Regions from separate parts of the Homo sapiens genome. Here region 2 is linked to region 1. Evidence: chromatin loops called from intact Hi-C (ENCODE). Cell type or tissue: Calu3. All regions are shown on one strand. Links, peaks and the distances in the headings refer to the core of each region. The heading gives the core; the rest is flanking DNA.

Evidence for each region. A loop is a pair of places that touch in the nucleus more often than their neighbours do. Peaks named below come from ENCODE experiments on the same cell type or tissue, not always from the same donor. Only the 100,000 strongest peaks of a DNase experiment are listed, where the experiment ranks them.
Region 2: it touches region 1 in a loop (21-fold over the local background); 15 of 110 quality-filtered maps call a loop at or near these places.

Annotation. Positions count from the first base shown.
Region 1 is chr4:108,014,585-108,023,321 of GRCh38, reverse strand. It overlaps HADH (hydroxyacyl-CoA dehydrogenase), which reads right to left. Exons shown (of 8, transcript NM_005327.7): 3 at 8,734-8,737; 4 at 3,656-3,782. Among named protein-coding and RNA genes, the nearest start is that of HADH, 29 kb to the right of the region's middle. In Calu3, for the core only: a CTCF peak has its summit at 4,559 (motif pointing left); a DNase peak (open chromatin) is centred at 4,551.
Region 2 is chr4:108,488,403-108,497,139 of GRCh38, reverse strand. No RefSeq gene overlaps it. Among named protein-coding and RNA genes, the nearest start is that of RPL34-DT, 130 kb to the left of the region's middle. In Calu3, for the core only: a CTCF peak has its summit at 3,918 (motif pointing right); a DNase peak (open chromatin) is centred at 3,899.

The DNA of each region.
Region 1 (8,737 bases), core at 114-8,113:
TATTTCCCAAAATGACTATTTTAAAACAGAGGCCAAATGTGGTGGCTCATGCCTGTAATCCCAGCACTTTGGGAGGCTGAAGCGGGCAGATCATGAAGTCAAGAGATCGAGACCATCCTGGCTAACATGGTGAAACCCTATCTCTACTAAAAATACAAAAATTAGTTGGGCATGGTGGCATGTGCCTGTAGTCCCAGCTACTTGGGAGGCCCAGGCAGAAGAATTGCTTGAACCTGGGAGGTGGAGGTTGCAGTGAGCCGAGATCATGCCACTGCACTCCAGCCTGGGTGACAGAGCAAGACACCGTCTCAAAAAAAAAAAAAAAAAGACAACAGTGTACTGTAGAATGTACAAAATCACGGCTTAAAATACAAGTGTATGTGTGTACGTGTGTGTATAGGACAGTTTTACAGGCTTTGTTGTTGAGACAAGCCTGGGTTCAGTTGCACCACTTACTGGCTGTGTGACCCTGAGTATGTTTCTTGAAACTGAAATGACACTGAAATCACTCTGTTCACCTCAGGAAGTTGAGGTGAGAATGAAATTACATTGGGAGTAAAGCACAAAGCCTAAGCACAAATGCTCAATAAATGCTGACTTCCATTATTTAATTATTAGAAGTCTGGAAGTATATGATGGTTGCCCTTAAAGTCTTCTACGTGGGACCTGATCTTCTATTATAGAGGAGGAGGAGCCCCAGGAAAGTGAGTAATTTGCCCAAGTGACAGTTCTCCTGGATTCCTGAGTATTTCTCCCATGACTCCACCCTCTGCCACACAGATGCTCTAGAGGCCAGCGGCCCCTTGGCTTCAGAACAGACTCATCCTTCTGGGGAAGGCTTTCATTTACAGCAAGCGGGGCCTGCCACCTGCTCCAGCAGCCCTCCTGACCTCTGTGAGGTACAGGCAAGGGCACAAGGGCTGCCCTACTGGCATCTGTAGGGGATGGCACCAAGCACGATGCCCGGCACAGTCAGCCCTCAGTAAGCAGTTAGAGAACTCATGTGTAATGGTAAATGGAAAGAACCAGATGAAGTATATATATATATATTTTTAAACAGGAGAGATGCGTGTTTATTCACTCATTCATTCAACTATACACACACACACACACACACACATACACACACACATACACACACACACACACACACATATATATATGTAAAATGTAAAGGCCAGTAAAGAACTTCAATCGGAGTCAAAGGGTTTACTTTAGACCCTTCATGGGATCTTAGGCAACTGCCTCACCTCTCTTCTCTGGAATGGGGATCATGGGCATGTCTTCCCTGTGCAAGAGGGCCGTCTGACTCGGTGAACTAATGAGCTAGTGTCTGTGCAGGGATGAAAGGTGCTATATAAACAAAGAAGAGTTCTCACTCCTGTTTTCGTGTGATCACAGCCTGGGCCATGGTGTCATGTCGTGACATCAAGAGAAGTGAATGGATGGAAACAGGAAAAGACACAGTGAAGATGGAGAAGAGGAGCAGGACGAGAAAGACCAGAAGCCACCCTGCGGGTACCACAAATCAAACAGAATCCCAGAGCTGTTTGAAAGGAGGTCTAAAAAGTCTCCATCAAAACCACAGACTGAGCTGGGGGACAAACACTGCTGACTATGGAGTTTTCAAATTAAGTTTTTGGTTTAAGGGAGTTAATAATAGTGAAGGTTTGTTTCTTTTTAAACAGGAGAGATGGATGTTTATTCACTCATTCATTCATTCAACGAACAGTAATTTGTACAGATACGCTGCTCCTAGTTCCAACAGAGTCTGAAAAAAAATACATATATATATACATTTAAATGAGCCCAGTCCTAAGTAAAGGAGCCACTTAGCTTATTATACAAGTTATTTTGGTGTACACCACCAGCAACACAAGGAAGAGCTAAAGTTAAACAATAAAAACTGAATAGAGAAGAACACTTTTACAAAATACTTTCTAAAAAATAGTAGCATTTGCTAAACATCAGCTGTTAACAACCAACACACTACATTTCCAAAGACAAAAGCATACATTACCAGATAAATGCAGTTGAAAACATTATTAAAGTAAATCTACAGAATGTGCCTATCTCCAAAACACTTATATATACAATATAATAACTAAAGAAATCAACTAGTCCCTAAGTACTGAAATGTTGGAAATGCATGCCACTTCTTTGCTCTTAATCTGCATGAGATAAGAGCTGTTAAATGCTGTTTCTTCTGTTCCCCAAATCCCTCCCCTTCATTCTTCAATTTCTTCAAAAAATCAGCCTTAGGGGATAGGAGAAAATAGGAGGAAGCTGAGAAGCAATGTTAGTAAGACAGAAAAAGTCCCATTGCAAGATGGTCAAAGTTGTCACTTGAGAGAAAATGCTAAAAAAAATGGTCATTATTATGACTTATTAAAAATGCTTATGCTGAGTAGTGGTGAGGGAATGAGGAGGATAAAGGAAGGAAAAGGTAGTTGGAAAAGGCAATAATGAAGAAAACAGACGATACACACTCCCAGAGAGGCCACAGCCAGTGTGTGTAGGTTTGCCTGGCCCCACATCACCCACATGGCAGCATCAGCGTCCCCCACACTTCGCAGGGCAATAACTCCTCAACCTCAGAACAAATGCTACTTTAATAGCGGCTGCTCCTCAGACCCTGTAATTAGGACCCTGTAAAAGGCAAGTTGTCCCATTTCAGGTGCAAATTGCCTACTGTGACTCCAACTCCAACATATTGGAGTCTCCAAGCATTCCAAACAGGATGCTGGGGAAGCCCTCCCTGCCTCCCCGCTCCACCTTCCAGGTTTATGGTCAGGAGGCTCAAGGCTATCAGAAGCTGGTTTTATTTTTTTACTTTTAGGGTTTTTTTATTCGATATAGGATCTTGCTCTGTCATCCAGGCTGGAGTGCAGTGGTGCAATCACAGCTCACTGCAGCCTCAACCTCCCAGGCTCAATCAATCCTCCCACTTCAGCCTTCCAAGTACTGGAGACTACATGCGTGCACCAAAACCCCTGGCTGATTTTTTATTTTTTGTAGAAATGGGGTCTTGCCATGTTGCCTAGGCTGTTCTTGAACCCCTGGGTCTCAAGCAATCCACTAACTTCCACCTCCAAAAGTTCTAGGATTACAGGCATGAGCCGCCGCACCCAATGGGAGCTGGTTTTAATAGCTCTGATCACAATGCACAGGAGATGTACCTCATCTGGGGACAACGCTAAGGCACCATTACATGGGGTCAGAATTAACCCCAGGAACTGTGGACAAGCTAGTATAGTGTATCTAATGAGAACTGCATTTACAGCATGGGCAAGCTGACCTCGACGAGATAATATGAACACATGTAGCTGCCCTCTGTGTGGTCCCATCCAGCCCACGGTTTCTAGTGCTGCCTTCCCATTCTGATGCCTCTCAGCACTGCCCATCAGCTCTGGCACAAATAAGTAAATGACATTCCACAAAGTTAACAGCCTTTCTGGATATCACTAAGCAAGACACAGGGCTGTGAAGAAACAAAGCATAGAAGCCCTCCTAGATATGAGGCTCAGGGACAACCTTCTACCCTCAGGTTAAAACCCATCCTAGGCAACTGGTGGCAGGGCTGGTGTAACACAGAAAAGCAGGACTGAGAGAGCTGGCAGAGCGGGCAGACACACACAAGCTGACACCCACTGACCTCCACAAGTTTCATGACAGGCACTGGGTTGAAGAAATGGAGGCCAGCGAATCGGTCTTGTCTGGTGGTGGCATTAGCTATGCTTGTAATCTGCAAGGAGGAAGTGTTGCTGGCAAAGATTGTATGTCTGTGAAGAGAAAATATAGTGGGAGTATCAGAGTGAATCTCTTCTTTCAAAACAGCATGACTCTTGGATGCAATGCACAAGGTGACTGCTTACTGCCACATCTGTTGTCCTGACCCATTGGGGGAATGAGGGAGAAGACACATCTTCATATAAGAGGCTGAAATCAAGTGACTTCAGCTTTTTAAAAATTTTTAAATTTGAAATAAAATTGGAATTTCCTGTTCCGAAGAGGTATTTAACCTTCACCAATCCTTCCTTGATTTTCCAGAACAAAATTTCCCCTACCTACTTGTATTAGTTAACTTCCAAGGTATGTGAGATAACAAGAGGTGGCTAATTGATCAAGCTACTTAACCAACCCCAGTCACAAACGAAACTCAGTGATCAAAAAATAATGAAAGAAAGACACCTAAAAGCAACAAAATTCTAAATGAACACATAAATCCTCAATCAGAAACATATGATAATAAACGTGAATTAAGATATTTTCCCTGAAGTGAAAAGCTTTATTTTTCAATTGAATGGGAATTAAAATGAAAACAAGAACACCAACATGGTTCAAAAAAATTTTAAGGTTACATGGGTAGATATGGGGAAAAGAGGATATAGGCATATGCATATATAAGACATTAACTTATTCATTAAAAAAAATCCATACTGACTTAAACCAAATTTAGTTCTTTAAGGCCACAGTAAAGTGGCGTGCCAAAAGCATGAGAGGAAAAGCTTTAAACAGGTTGACTTCCAGGCTTTCCTGCAGCGCCACCTTGCGGATAAAAACATACAAACAGGCCTGGTGCTGATTCCAACCAAGATGGACTGTAACAGGGCAGGAAAGGAAAGGATCCCTTACTGACCAGGCTTGGGGGTTTCTGCTTACCTAACAGGCAATACTATAATCTGCTCAAATCAGGGGCGGGTGGGAGGAGAGGAGGAAGAGAAGGGAGAAGAAACCAGTTATTTGGAAAGGAGGGAAAAGAGGTAAAAGGCGAGACCAGTGTGGGTAGGCAGCGGAGAGCCTTCTCTTTCCAGGTATGAGCACATCCACCTTCTCCAACAGCTTCCAAGGTAGGCCATTTAAATGCCAGGGTTTCCTTTTTAAAAAAAAAATGACATTGTTTTAAGGTCTTAAAATTTCAGTTTTCAAAGTTTCTTGCTTTTGGTCATTGGGGAAAATAATATAAACTATTCCCCATTACAGAAGGTAATGAAAAAAAGATCCTCTTCCAATAACAATGTGTGTGGCCAACACAAGCACTGTTCAACCACACAACCTGCACCACAAGCACCTGGAACCACAAAAACAGAGCAGGGACAGCCTGGGCCCAAGGCTGTGCCAGCTGTGGCTCCACACTCCCGTTAAGAAAAGAAAGTGTTATTTTAAAGATTAGTATTACAATCGTAATACCCCTTTTTGTAGAATGTTTGAAGGGCCATTCACCTGCAAAAAGGGGAAACTTGGGCACATTTGGTAAAATAAAGTGACATCAGAGCCCAGTTCCAGGTATCACCAGTCCAGGGCACTCTGGCACATTTTATCAGAAGGAGGAAATGATCTCTCCCCAGCAGACCTCTGCTTCTGCCTCTCCCAACAGGGTCAGGCTGACTTTGTTCCTAAAAGTCTCACACTGTCTTCAGAGAATACTAAACACATAGGACAGTCTTTTCATCCACAAACAAAATGTACTCTGGGCTGGGCACGGTGGCTCACACTTGTAATACCAGCACTTTAGGAGGCCGAGGCAGGTGGATCACTTGAAGTCAGGAGTTCGAGACGAGCCTGGCCAACATGCCCCGTCTCTACTAAAAATACAAAAATTAGCTGGGCATGGTAGCGCATGCCTGTAATCCCAGCCACTAGGGAGGCTGAGGCAGGAGAATTGCTTGAACCTGGGGGGCAGAGGTTTCAGTGAGCTTAAGATCATGCCACTGCACTCCAGCCTGGGCGACAGAGCGAGACTCCGTCTCAAAAAAAAAAAAAAAGTACTCTTACATGTTCCTGGAAACACTTGTCTTGAACCATCTTTTGTTTTTTTCATTCGGACACTCAGGTACCAAAAAAACTACTTTTCTCTTAAATGTTCTAAAAGAAAATCGACAACACAAGCACAGTGATTATTAGCAATGGCCCCAGACCCTAGTATAAAGAAGACAAGAGGGTTGGTGGGGATGGCAAAGGATTCAAGAGTCTGTACTTTGTCTAAAGGGGAAAGTCAGGACTTCGATCTGGCTGCCTGTGCGTCTGGTCATACTTTTCATTTGTGTGTCTTAGGCTGCTGCTAGAGAAGTCATGTTCTCTCCAGGATGCAACTGTTTCATCAGGGCTTCCAACCCGAAATGTATCACTTGACTATATTTTCTTCTCCCATTATAGGATCGAACTGTAAAATTTGTCAGTAAAGTACCTCTCAATACGGCTGCTTAAAAATTGTAGCAAGCATTCAATAATGGTGGTGATCTAAAACAAAAACAAACAGTGCCAAGAAAGGTGGAGAAGGTCAGCAGCAAAGTCACATCTTTGGTATGACTATGGGTCATGCCTTCTTTTCACACCTCATATCTGTTTTGCATCAATTCAGGTTAAAGAGCCTAGTGTAGTGCCTGATACACAGCAGGCACTCAGGAAATGTGAGCTAAATGAAATGAGTTTCCTAAACAACTCTGTACAATAGGTACCAGTGCTGCTGCTCCTATTTTACAAATGGGGGAAGCTAGTCTTAGAGAGTTAGAGCCAGAAAGGTCTAGGAAATTATTTACCCCAATCACCTCAACTTGCATTACAGATGACGAAACTGAGGACCTTTCCAAGGCTGGAGGTGGTGAGGGGGTCAGCACCAGGCCCAGGCCTCCTGACTTTCTCCAGTGATCCTTCTTCTGTACCAGACATGGACAATGGAGGGCAGTCAGGCCTTTCACTGTCACCAAGAGCGACCAATCTTTTCAATAAAGATCAAACTGCTTGACAAAACTCCCTTTTTTGGGGTGGCTGTTTATTATCCCAGAGGGCTCCCTGCTGGCCTGGGAGCCAGTCCCGGTACCACAAGTATATTCTGTTTTTGTCAGATGTCTCTGTAGCCTCTAGATGCCAGTGTGAAATGCACGAGGACACTGATTGGCAGTGATGGACAGATGACAGAAAGGCAAGTCTCTTCTCTTTGTCAGGGGCAGGGCCTCTCTGGCCACAAGGCCACCCATCTCTGAAGGTTAACATTCCGACAAGCTGGTATGCAAGTGACTCTCTTTAGCCACTGCCCACCGGAAGTGCCCTGAGAATTGCTTTTGTCATATAATCTTATTCTGCCATTCAATTCCAACCAAGAAGCATGAAAATATAGTCAAACAAGTCACTAGAAGAGCACTGATCAGTGGGTCAGGTGTCACACACTCGAAGGCTCTGGATCCCAAGGTACATTCTGCCAGGAAGAATTCCACCAGGAAGCCAGCCAGCTAAGAAGTCAATGCTCCTTTAACACTCCCAAGAGTACTTCGATTGAACCCAGATGAAGCTCAAAACAGGAAAGTCCTCTCTGTCTATAGGCATTCCCTTCAATTACACCATTCTGTTTGCTCCATCCAAAAAAGGAGGAAACACAGAACTGCTCTGAGGGTCCTTGGCAGACAGTTAAGGACACGTAGGGTACTCCTATGCCCGAGAGTGGAGCACAGAAGTACCCTACATGTCCTTAACTGTCTGCTGTCAGATGTCTCTGCAGCCTCTAGATGCCAGTGTGAAATGAACCAAGGAACGTCAGAGCAGCTTCTGGCATAGGAGTATCCATGACCTACACACTTCAAGAAACATAGGCCTGTCCCTGGATGGACCCCTCCATGTTACCATGGGTAATTCTACACGCATCTGGGACAAGGATCAGATCACAGCAGCCCAAGCTTCAGAAGCAAACTGGGAGTGGGAGGATGGAGAACAACGGAAACCATATTGGCTTTTCTTGAAATAGCTGTGGGGTAGGAGAGAGGGAGGTGGATAAACTTGGTCAAAGGATCCCTTCCTGGGAGAAGGCAATAAACAAGGAGGAAAGTTCAAGGCCCAGGGAGGGACCCCTCAGAATCTGTCAAGAATGTCCAGGGGTCATGAACAGATATTTTTCAAAAAAAGACACACTAGTGGTCAATAAACATATGAGAAAATGCTCAGCATCACTAATCAACAGAGAAATGGAAATTAAAACCACAATGAGTTTAGCACCTGATACCAGTCAGAATGGCTTTTATTAAAAAGTCAAAACCAACAGATGTTGGTGAGAATCTGGAGAAAGGGAACCCCTGCATGCTGGTGGTGGCAATGTAAATTAGTACAACCTTTAAGGAAAACAGTATGGAGATTTCTCAAAAAACTAAAAACAGAACTACCATGCGATCCAGCAGCCCCACTATTGGGTATATATTCAAAGGAAAAAAACTCATTCTATCAAAAAGATACCTGCACTCATATGTTTATTGCAGCACTATTCACAATAGCAAAGACACGAAATCAACCTAAGTGTCCATCAATGGCTGATTAAAGAAAATGTGGCATATATACACCATGGAATACTACTCAGCTATAAAAAAGAATAAAATCATGTCTTTTGAAGCAACATGAACAGGAGTGAAGGCCATTATCTTAAGTGAAACAACTCAGTCAAATACCATATGTTCTCACATATAAGTGATAGCTAAATAACAGGTACCCATGGATGTACAGAGGGAAATAACAGACACTGGAGAGTTCAAAAGGTGGGAGGGTGGCGAGGGTTGAAAAATTACCTATTGGGTACAGTGTTCACTATGTGGGTGATGGGTATACTAAAAGCCCAGACTTCACCACTACACAATATAGGCATGGAACAAAACTGCACTTGTACTCACAAATCTATAAAAACAAAAAATAAAAATGAAAAACAAAAATAAGGTTAAAAAAAAAAAAAAAGAAGATTGTCCAGAGGTTACATACTCAG
Region 2 (8,737 bases), core at 583-8,582, 470 kb before region 1:
GTATTGCATATGGGATTGCTGTCTTGGTTTCATTTTTGATAGTTTACTCAGTATATAGAAACACACTGATTTTATATGTTGATTTTGTATCCTGCAACTTTTCTGAATTTATTAGCTCCAATAGCTATTTTGGTGGAGTTTTTATGGTTTCTAACTGTAAGATAGTGTCATCTGAAAACACAGGCAATTTGACTTCCTCCTTTCCAATTTAGATGCCTTTTATTTATTTATTTATTATCACTTGCCTAATTGCTTGGACTAGGACTTCCAGTACTATATTGAATAGTAGTGTCAAAAGTGGACATCTTGTCTTGTTCCAGATGTTAGAGGAAAAGCTTTCATCTTTTCCCCATTCAGTATGATATTACCTGTGGGTTTACCATATATGATAATAATATGATATCATATATTTATGGTGTTAAGGTACATTCCTTCTATACCTAATTTTTGAGAGCCTTTTTTAAACCATAAAGAGATGATTAATTTTCCCAAATGCTTCTTGTGCATCTATTGAATGTTCAGTGGCTTTTGTTCTTTGTTCTGCTAATGTGATGTATCATGTTTATTCATTTGCATATGTCGAACGATCCTTGCATTCTTGGAATGACTCCTAACTTGATCATGGTGAATGATCTTTTTAATGTGCTGTGGAATTTGGTTTGCTAGTATTTTGTGGAGGATTTTTGCATCTATGTCCCTCAAGGATATTGGCCTTTAGTTTTCTTTTTTTTATTATATCTTTGTCTGGTTTTAGTGTTAAGATAATGCTGGCCTTATAGAATAAATTTGGAAGAATTCTCTCCTCTTTAATTTTCTGGAATAGTTTGAGAAGAATTGGTATTATTTCTTCTTTAACTGTTGGGTATAATTCTACAGTGAAACCATCAGGTCCTGGGCTTTTCTTTGATGACAGACTTTTTATTACAGATTCAATCTTCTTACTTATTATTCATCTGTTCAGATTTTCTATCTCTTCATAACTCTATCTTGATAGGTTGCATGTGTCCAAGAATGTATTCATTTCTTCTAAGTTACTCAATTCGTTGGCATATAATTGTTTATAATAGTCTCTTATGATGCTTTATATTTTGTGATCAGTTTTAGTGTTTCCTTTTTCATCTCTGATTTTATTTACTTGAATTTTCTTTCCTTTTTTCTTAGTCTAGCTAAAGATTTGTCAATTCTGTTTATCTTCTCAAAAAACAGACTCTTCATTTTGTTGATCTTTTCTATTGATTTTCTAGGCTCTATTTCATTTATTTTTGCTCTGGTCTTTATTATTTATTTTATTCTACTAATTTTGAGTTTAGTGTGTTCTTATTTTTCTATTTCTTTAAGGTGGAATGTAAGGTTGTCTGGTATTTTTTTTTAAAAGTAGGTGTTTATTGCTATAAGCTTCCCTCCTTGTACTGCTTTTGCTGTATCCCATAGGTTTTGGTATAATGTGTTTCCATTTTCATTTGTCTCAAGAAAATTTTTAATTTCCCTTTAAATTTTTTAATTGATCCTTTGTTATTCAGGAGCACATTGTTTAATTTTTATATATTTGTGAATTTTCCAAATTTTCTTCTGTTACTGATTGCTAGTTTTATACCATTGTGTCAGAATAAAAGACATTTGACACGATTTCAATCTTAAATTGTTAGGATTTGTTTTGTGACCTAACATATGATTTATTCTGGGGGAGTGGTCCATGTGTAATTGGGAATAATGTGTATTCCATAGCTGCTGGGTGGAATGTTCTGTGTCCTAATATGTCTGTTAGGTCTATTTGGTTAGAGTATGGTTTAAGTCTGATGTGTCCCTGTTGATTTTGTCTGGATGATACATCCATTGCTGAAAGTGGGGTATTGAAGTCTCCTACTATCATTGTATTGCAATCTATCTCTCCCTGCAGATTGATTAATATTTGCCTTATATATTTAGGTGCTCAGATTTGGGGTACATATATAATTCTTATATCCTCTTGCTTAATTAACCTCTTTATAATTATATAATTACCTTCTTTGTTTCTTTCCACAGTTTTGGACATAAAGTCATTTTACCTGATATAAGTATAGCCACTCCTGGTCTCGCTTTGGTATTCATTTGCATGGAATATGTTTTTCCATTTCTTCATTTTCAGTGTATATGGGTCCTTTTAGGTGAAGCGAATCTATTGTAGACAGCATATAGTTAGGTGTTGTTTTTAAATCCATTCAGTCACTCTGTTTTTTGATTGAATAATTTAATTCATTTACATTCAATGTAATTATTGGTAGGTAGGGATTTACTATTGGCATTTTGTTAACTGTTTTTCAATTGTTTGATAGATCTTTTTTTTCTTCCCCTCTTACTATCTTTGTTTGTGATTAAGTGATTTTCTTTAGTAGTATATTTTTTATTTCTTACTTTTTTGTGTGTATCTATTATAGGTTTTTGTTTTATGGTTACCATGAGGCTTACAAAAAAATTCTTACAGTTATAACAGGTTATTTTAAGCTGATAACAACAACTTTGTTTATTCAAGCTGATAATGACAACTTTGTTTATTATTATTATTAAAACTTCACTCTCCCCCATACATTTTGGATGTCATGTTACAATTTACATCTTTCAATATTGTACATTCCTTAACAAATTATTTTAGTAATTAATATTTTTAATAGTTTTGTCTTTTAACCTTTATACTGAAGATATAATTGATTTACACATTCCTATTACAATACTAGAGTATTATAAATTAGACCATGCTTTTATTAGTGAGTTTTATGCTTCCACATATTTTAATGTTGCTCATTAGTGTTCTTTTCTCTCAGATTGAAGAACTTCCTTTAGCATTTCTTGTGAGACAGGTCTGGTGGCGATGAACTCCCTCAGCTTTTTTTTGGTGTGTGAAAATCTTTATCTGTCCTTCATTCCTAAAAGACAGCTTTGCTGGGTACAGCATTCTTGCTTGGCAGTTATTTTCCTTTAACACTTTGACTATATCATCCCATTCCTTTTGGCCCATTGGATTTTTGCTGAGAAATCTGCTACTGGGTGTATTAGAACTCCCTCATATATTGGTTGCTTCTCTTCTCTTGCTGTCTTCAGGATTATGTCTTTGATATTTGATAATTTTATTATAGTATGTTTTGGGGCAGTGTTATTTGGATGGAAATTGTTTGGTGGCCCTCGAACTTCCTACATCTAGATATTTCTTTCTTTCTTCAGGTTTAGAAAGTTTTCTGCTCTTTCTTTAAATAAGATTTCTACCCCTTTGTCTTTCTCCACTTCCTCTTGAGCTCCAATGACTCTAATATTTGCTTTTTTTTATGTTGTCCTATTAATCCTATAAGCTTTCTTTATTCCATTTCATTCTTTTCTCTTTTTTCTCCCTGACTGTATAGTTTCAAATAGCTTTCAGTTCACAAATTCTTTTTTCTACTTGATCAGTTCTGTTGTTGATGCTTTCTATTGCATTTTTCATTTGTTTATTACATTTTTCATCTTCAAGATTGATTTTTTTAATTATTATTTTAAACTCTCTGTTATATTTCTTATTCTTGCCTTTTATTCTTTTCCTCATTTCATTGAAATATTTCTATTTATTATCTTGAAGTTTGCTGTGCTCCCTTAAAAAGCTACTTTGAATTCTTTTTTAGGTAGTTCATACATCTCTGTCTCTTTAGGGTTGGTCATTGGTACTTTATTTTGTCCGTTTAGTGACATCAGGTTTCTCTGATTGTTCCTGATTCTTGGGGCTGTGTGTCAATGTCTGTGCATTAAAGAAGTGGGTGTATATTCCAGTCTTTTTAGTCTGGCTTTGTCTAGGAATGCCCTTAAACAATAAGTTTGTCCAGAGATACTAGGCAGGTAGTGCCTGGTCCCTATGCCTGTGACCACTGCAGCTGTTTCAGCACTAGGGGGCACACTAAGCCCAGGACCTTCATGGTTGGCACAGTACTGGGCTGGAATTCCGTGGCCACTGAGGCTGGTGCAGCAGTCGGTGTGCTTGAAGACCCTGCCACTGAGGCCGGCTCACTGCTCTGCTTTGTCTGAAACTCATGGCTGCTATAGCTGACTGGCAGTGATTCAGGCCAGAAATTGAGTCAGTTTTGCAGAGGTCATGGGTTCCCTGTTAACACAGGGAAGCTCAGTCCATGGGTACTAGCCTGGATTCACTGGATTCAGGGGCCATGGGAGTCTGCCTGTGCTGGATTTTACTGTGGTAGGCCCAGTGTTGGAGACCAAGGCAAAGTTCTACACTCAGTTCCCTCACTTTCCCCTAAGTGAATAGTACCTCTCTCCTCAGTGTGCTGCTCAGGATTGAGGGAAGGGTGAGATGGGTAATGTAAAACTATCCACCCTACTCTCTTTAATGTTTAATGTGTCTTTTAACATTATCCCATAATTAAGTACTATTATCTTTCACCTGGTTTTCTTAGCTCTTGCTAAGGTATGTTTGTGCACACATAGCTGTTCAAATTGGTGTTTCTGTTGGGGATGATTGATGGAGAGTCCTATTCTGTGATATTGCTCTGCTCTCTTCCAGTGGTAAGTATTGAATTGTGTGGTATGACTTATTATGGCTGCTTAAAGGCAAGGAAAACAATAAAATAAATTCAGAAGGCGAGTACTGATGTTATGTTCCAAGGTGATAGGCTTTATCTGGCAATGGCACATAAATACATTGCAGTAAATAACTTAGCAAGATCAGGTATCAATTTAGCAAGATCAATGTTGATTTAATTTATTCTCTTGTGACAAAAGAACTTACCATGAAATTTATTCTGCATATGTGAGCTTGAGTGTGTATACACACACACAGACATCCATGCATATGAAACATGTGGATAAAGAAAATGTGAGCAGGGAAACTATGCAGCATCAGGAACTAACTACCAACAGAAATTTTATGCCATTTCAATTAGCTCAAGGGAATTTTAGTGGAATGTAGGTATATGGAACAGGATGGACAGGAGCAGACAGAGAATAGGCATGACTGCAAAATCATGTCATCTGCTATCATTATCTGCCTAACACACATGTACATTTCTTGTAGTAGTACATATTGAAGCTGAATCTATATTTCACAGTCTCCACCTAGGAGACTTCTCAGTTGAGGGGGGCTGAGGGGATGATATTTCACAACATACAAAAATCTTGGGTTCATGTCGGCAGAAGGAATTGACCTAAAAGATATTTGTTATGTTTTTACCTAGAACCAGTACTTTAGAATAGGGTATTTACTTGTAGGCTGACACATATTTGCACAACTAAATAAACATCTGCATTTTGGTTGACTGACTGACTTGGTAGAAACAACAAACCACAAAATCAATTTGAATATAAGAGTGGGAGAAATGTGAAAGAAGAAAAAGTTAGAAGAATTTTATATCTTATGAAGATGTTAGCATTACAAAATTTTTACCAAGATACACTTCATATTCTAAAGGCAGTGATGCAGGAAGTATGTAGATAGACAGAAGTCAAGGTTGAATTAGTCAAGTTAGGCTAAAACAAGTTAGGCGAAAGTCAAGGTTGAATTAGCCAAGTTAGGCTGCAATAACAAATTAATTCCCAAATCTCAGGGCTTGATGCAGTGAAAGTTTTTTTCTAACTCACACAAAGTCCAATGTCTATTGTCAGAGACTCTCCTCTTCCCAAAGACTCAGGAATCCAGGTTCTTGCCACTTCAGGATTCTGCTGTCTTCACAAGTGGCTTCCAAGTTGTTAGATGAGAGAAAGATGAGAAGGCTATGATGGTTACTTTTTTTTTTTTTTAGATGAAGTTTTGCTCTTATTGCTCAAGCTGGAGTTCAGTCGTGTGATCTCGGCTCACTGCAACCTCTGCCTCCTGGGTTCAAGTGATTCTCTTGCCTCAGCCTCCCGAGTAGCTGGAACTACAGGCGTGTGCCACCACACTCGGCTAATTTTTTGTCATTTTAGTAGAAACAGGTTTCACCATATTGGTCAGGCTGGTCTCGAACTCCTGACCTCATGCAATCTGCCCACCTTGGCCTCCTAAAGTGCTGGGATTACAGGCATGAGTGACCACACCAAGTGGATGTTTAATTTTATGTGTCAACTTGGCTGGTCTAAGCGATGACTAGATAGCTGGTAAAACATTATTTCCAGGTGTATCTGTGAGAGTGTTTCCAGAAGAGATTAACATTTGAATTGGTGAACTGAGTAAAGCAGATGGCCCTCCCCAATGTATGTGTGGGCATTTTGTAATCTACTGAGGACCTGAATAAAACAAGAAGTCAGAGGAAAGGTGAATTTGCTCTTTCTCTATTTGAGCTGGGACAGTCATCTTCTCCTGCCCCAGGACATTCTGGCTCTTGGGCATTTAGAGCAGTACTTACACCAGCCCAGCACCACCCACCTCCACCCTCCCCAGGCCTTTGGACTCAGATTAAGACTTACGTCATTATCTCCATTATCTACCTATCTATCTATCTATCTATCTATCTATCATCTATCTATCTATCATCTATCTATCTATACCTTCTGTTGGTTCTATCTCTCTGGAGGACCCTGACTACTACAAAAGCACTCTGGCTTTTAAGTACCTTAGTCTGAATGTGACAAATGTTATTTCTGTTCACAATCATATTGCCCCAACTCAACTCTGGGGGAGTCTGGGAATTGGAGAGAAGCATATGCACGTTCAACAAACATTAACTGACTTAGCAACTGACAGTGAAGTAAATGACAGATAATGGGTGAAGAAAAGAAACCACAAATAAGTGAATGAGAAATGTAATGGCAGGAGAGCAATAATGACCCCCAAAATCCAGCCTCTCTCTCATGGCATTAATGGATAATCTAGGGCTGATTTTAATCTTCATTTATAAACAGTGCTTTTCTTCTTTCATATTTCTTAATTACAAAGTAATGCATGAGGACATTTAGGGGAAAAAAGAATAAAAAGGAAAATAAAAAATTATATGTATAATTCCACTCCCTGATATAATTATAACATGTTTTTCTCACTTTTTAAATTTTATGTGTCAGAACGAGATATTTTGATGCCCCTTACTGATGAAGTCTGTGGTAAAAACTCTTTTAACTATTACTTCCTCAGAAATCCTCAAGGAATCCACACTAGTAGGAGGCTGGGATATGTGGAGGTCTAAGTCTATAAAGACCGTGTGATACACAACATTACTGGAGTGTGCTAGGGCAGGATGGGGCCATTGAATGCAGTTAATAACTTATACCACAGAAATAGAGGGCCATCTGCTAAGGCACAGGATAAAGGTGGAAACTATAGGCATTTCAGAGAAACACAGGATAAGAAAAAAAAAGTGAGCTGGGATGACCTAGGATGTCTAAGACTGAGATAGAGCTCAGCAGAAATAACTAGACTATTCTAAATTTGAACAATGAGAGACCTGTGAGTGTATTTCAGAAGGCCATGAAATGTTGCCATGAGGTCTCCCAGAGAGAGGGTTTGCTCTGCAGCTAAATGGACTGACATGTCAACCAGACAGAATCTTCTTTTTCCAGGAAGCAAAACATAGCCTTGGATGAAAGACTAAAAATTTTAGCAAGAATAAAGACAGGATAGTGAGTAAAAAGGGCTGGGCTTTGCGAAGGGGAAGGGACAAAAATTGGGAGAGAGAAACAGGGAGAGTGAGGAAGGGACTGTCTAATGTTCCCTGAGTGGAACCAAATGCTTTAAACCTGTGCCAAGCTAATTGAATAACGTGAAGCTTTGTGCTTATAACTCACGTGATCTTTACATCACCTGTGCTTTGAGATGCTCTCGCATTGTCGTATACACAGTTCGTACACATGAACTGAGTGTGTCTTCTGGTTCAGTGGCTGCAGTGTGGAAAGGACGTGGCTGGAGGAAAGAATGAGGGAGAGACCAGAACTGCCGGGAGCACCCTGTTTAAAGGAATCAATCCTGATACTCCCCAGGTGAGGTTAAAAAAAAAATAGAGAAACATGGAAAGAAGGCAGTGCTTTCTACTTGGAGACTGTTTCTGCAGTCTTCCTCTCACCATCCCCTTCTTGTTGAGGCTCATCCCGTTCTGAGGAAATGGTCTGACCCTGCTTTGGAAAGATAGACTTGGATCCTCTAAGCCTGCTGGGGTGAGTCATGGGCAGGACCTACATTATTCCAAAGCAGCAGAGAGAAAGGCTGTGCTAGTCTCTGCTACCACTGTGAAACTTTGGACAGTCTCCACACCCTTGGTACATCTCTACAGCTCTCAAAAGAAAACAGCCAATTGTCCTCAGGAATGACAATTTTTATCAAAAACCTGGGCAAGATGAAAAATTAAATAAATATATTGTCAGTTCAGACTTAAGGCAGGTTGAAGATCCCACAAAAAGGAGGAATGGAAGTGAGTGGGGGAACTATTGCCCATGGGAACCAACAAGTAACTAAAGGGGAAAAGCTGAGGCATGATCAGAAACTCCAGTATTTAGAAATTAAATACAGTCATGTGTTGCATAACAACATTTTGGTCAACAACAGATTGCATATATGATGGTGGTCCTATAAAGGTTATAATGGAGCTGAAAAATTCCTATCACGTAGTGACGTCGTAGCTGTCATAACATCACAGCACAATTGATATGGTTTGGATTTGTGTCCCCACCCAAATCTCAAGTCGAATTTTAATCTCCAGTGTTGGAGGAGGGGCCTGGTGGGAGGTGATTGGATCATGGGAGCGGATTTCCCCTTGCTGTTCTCGTGATAGTGAGTGAGTTCTCACAAGATCTTGTTGTTTAAAAGTGTGTAGCGCTTCCCCAT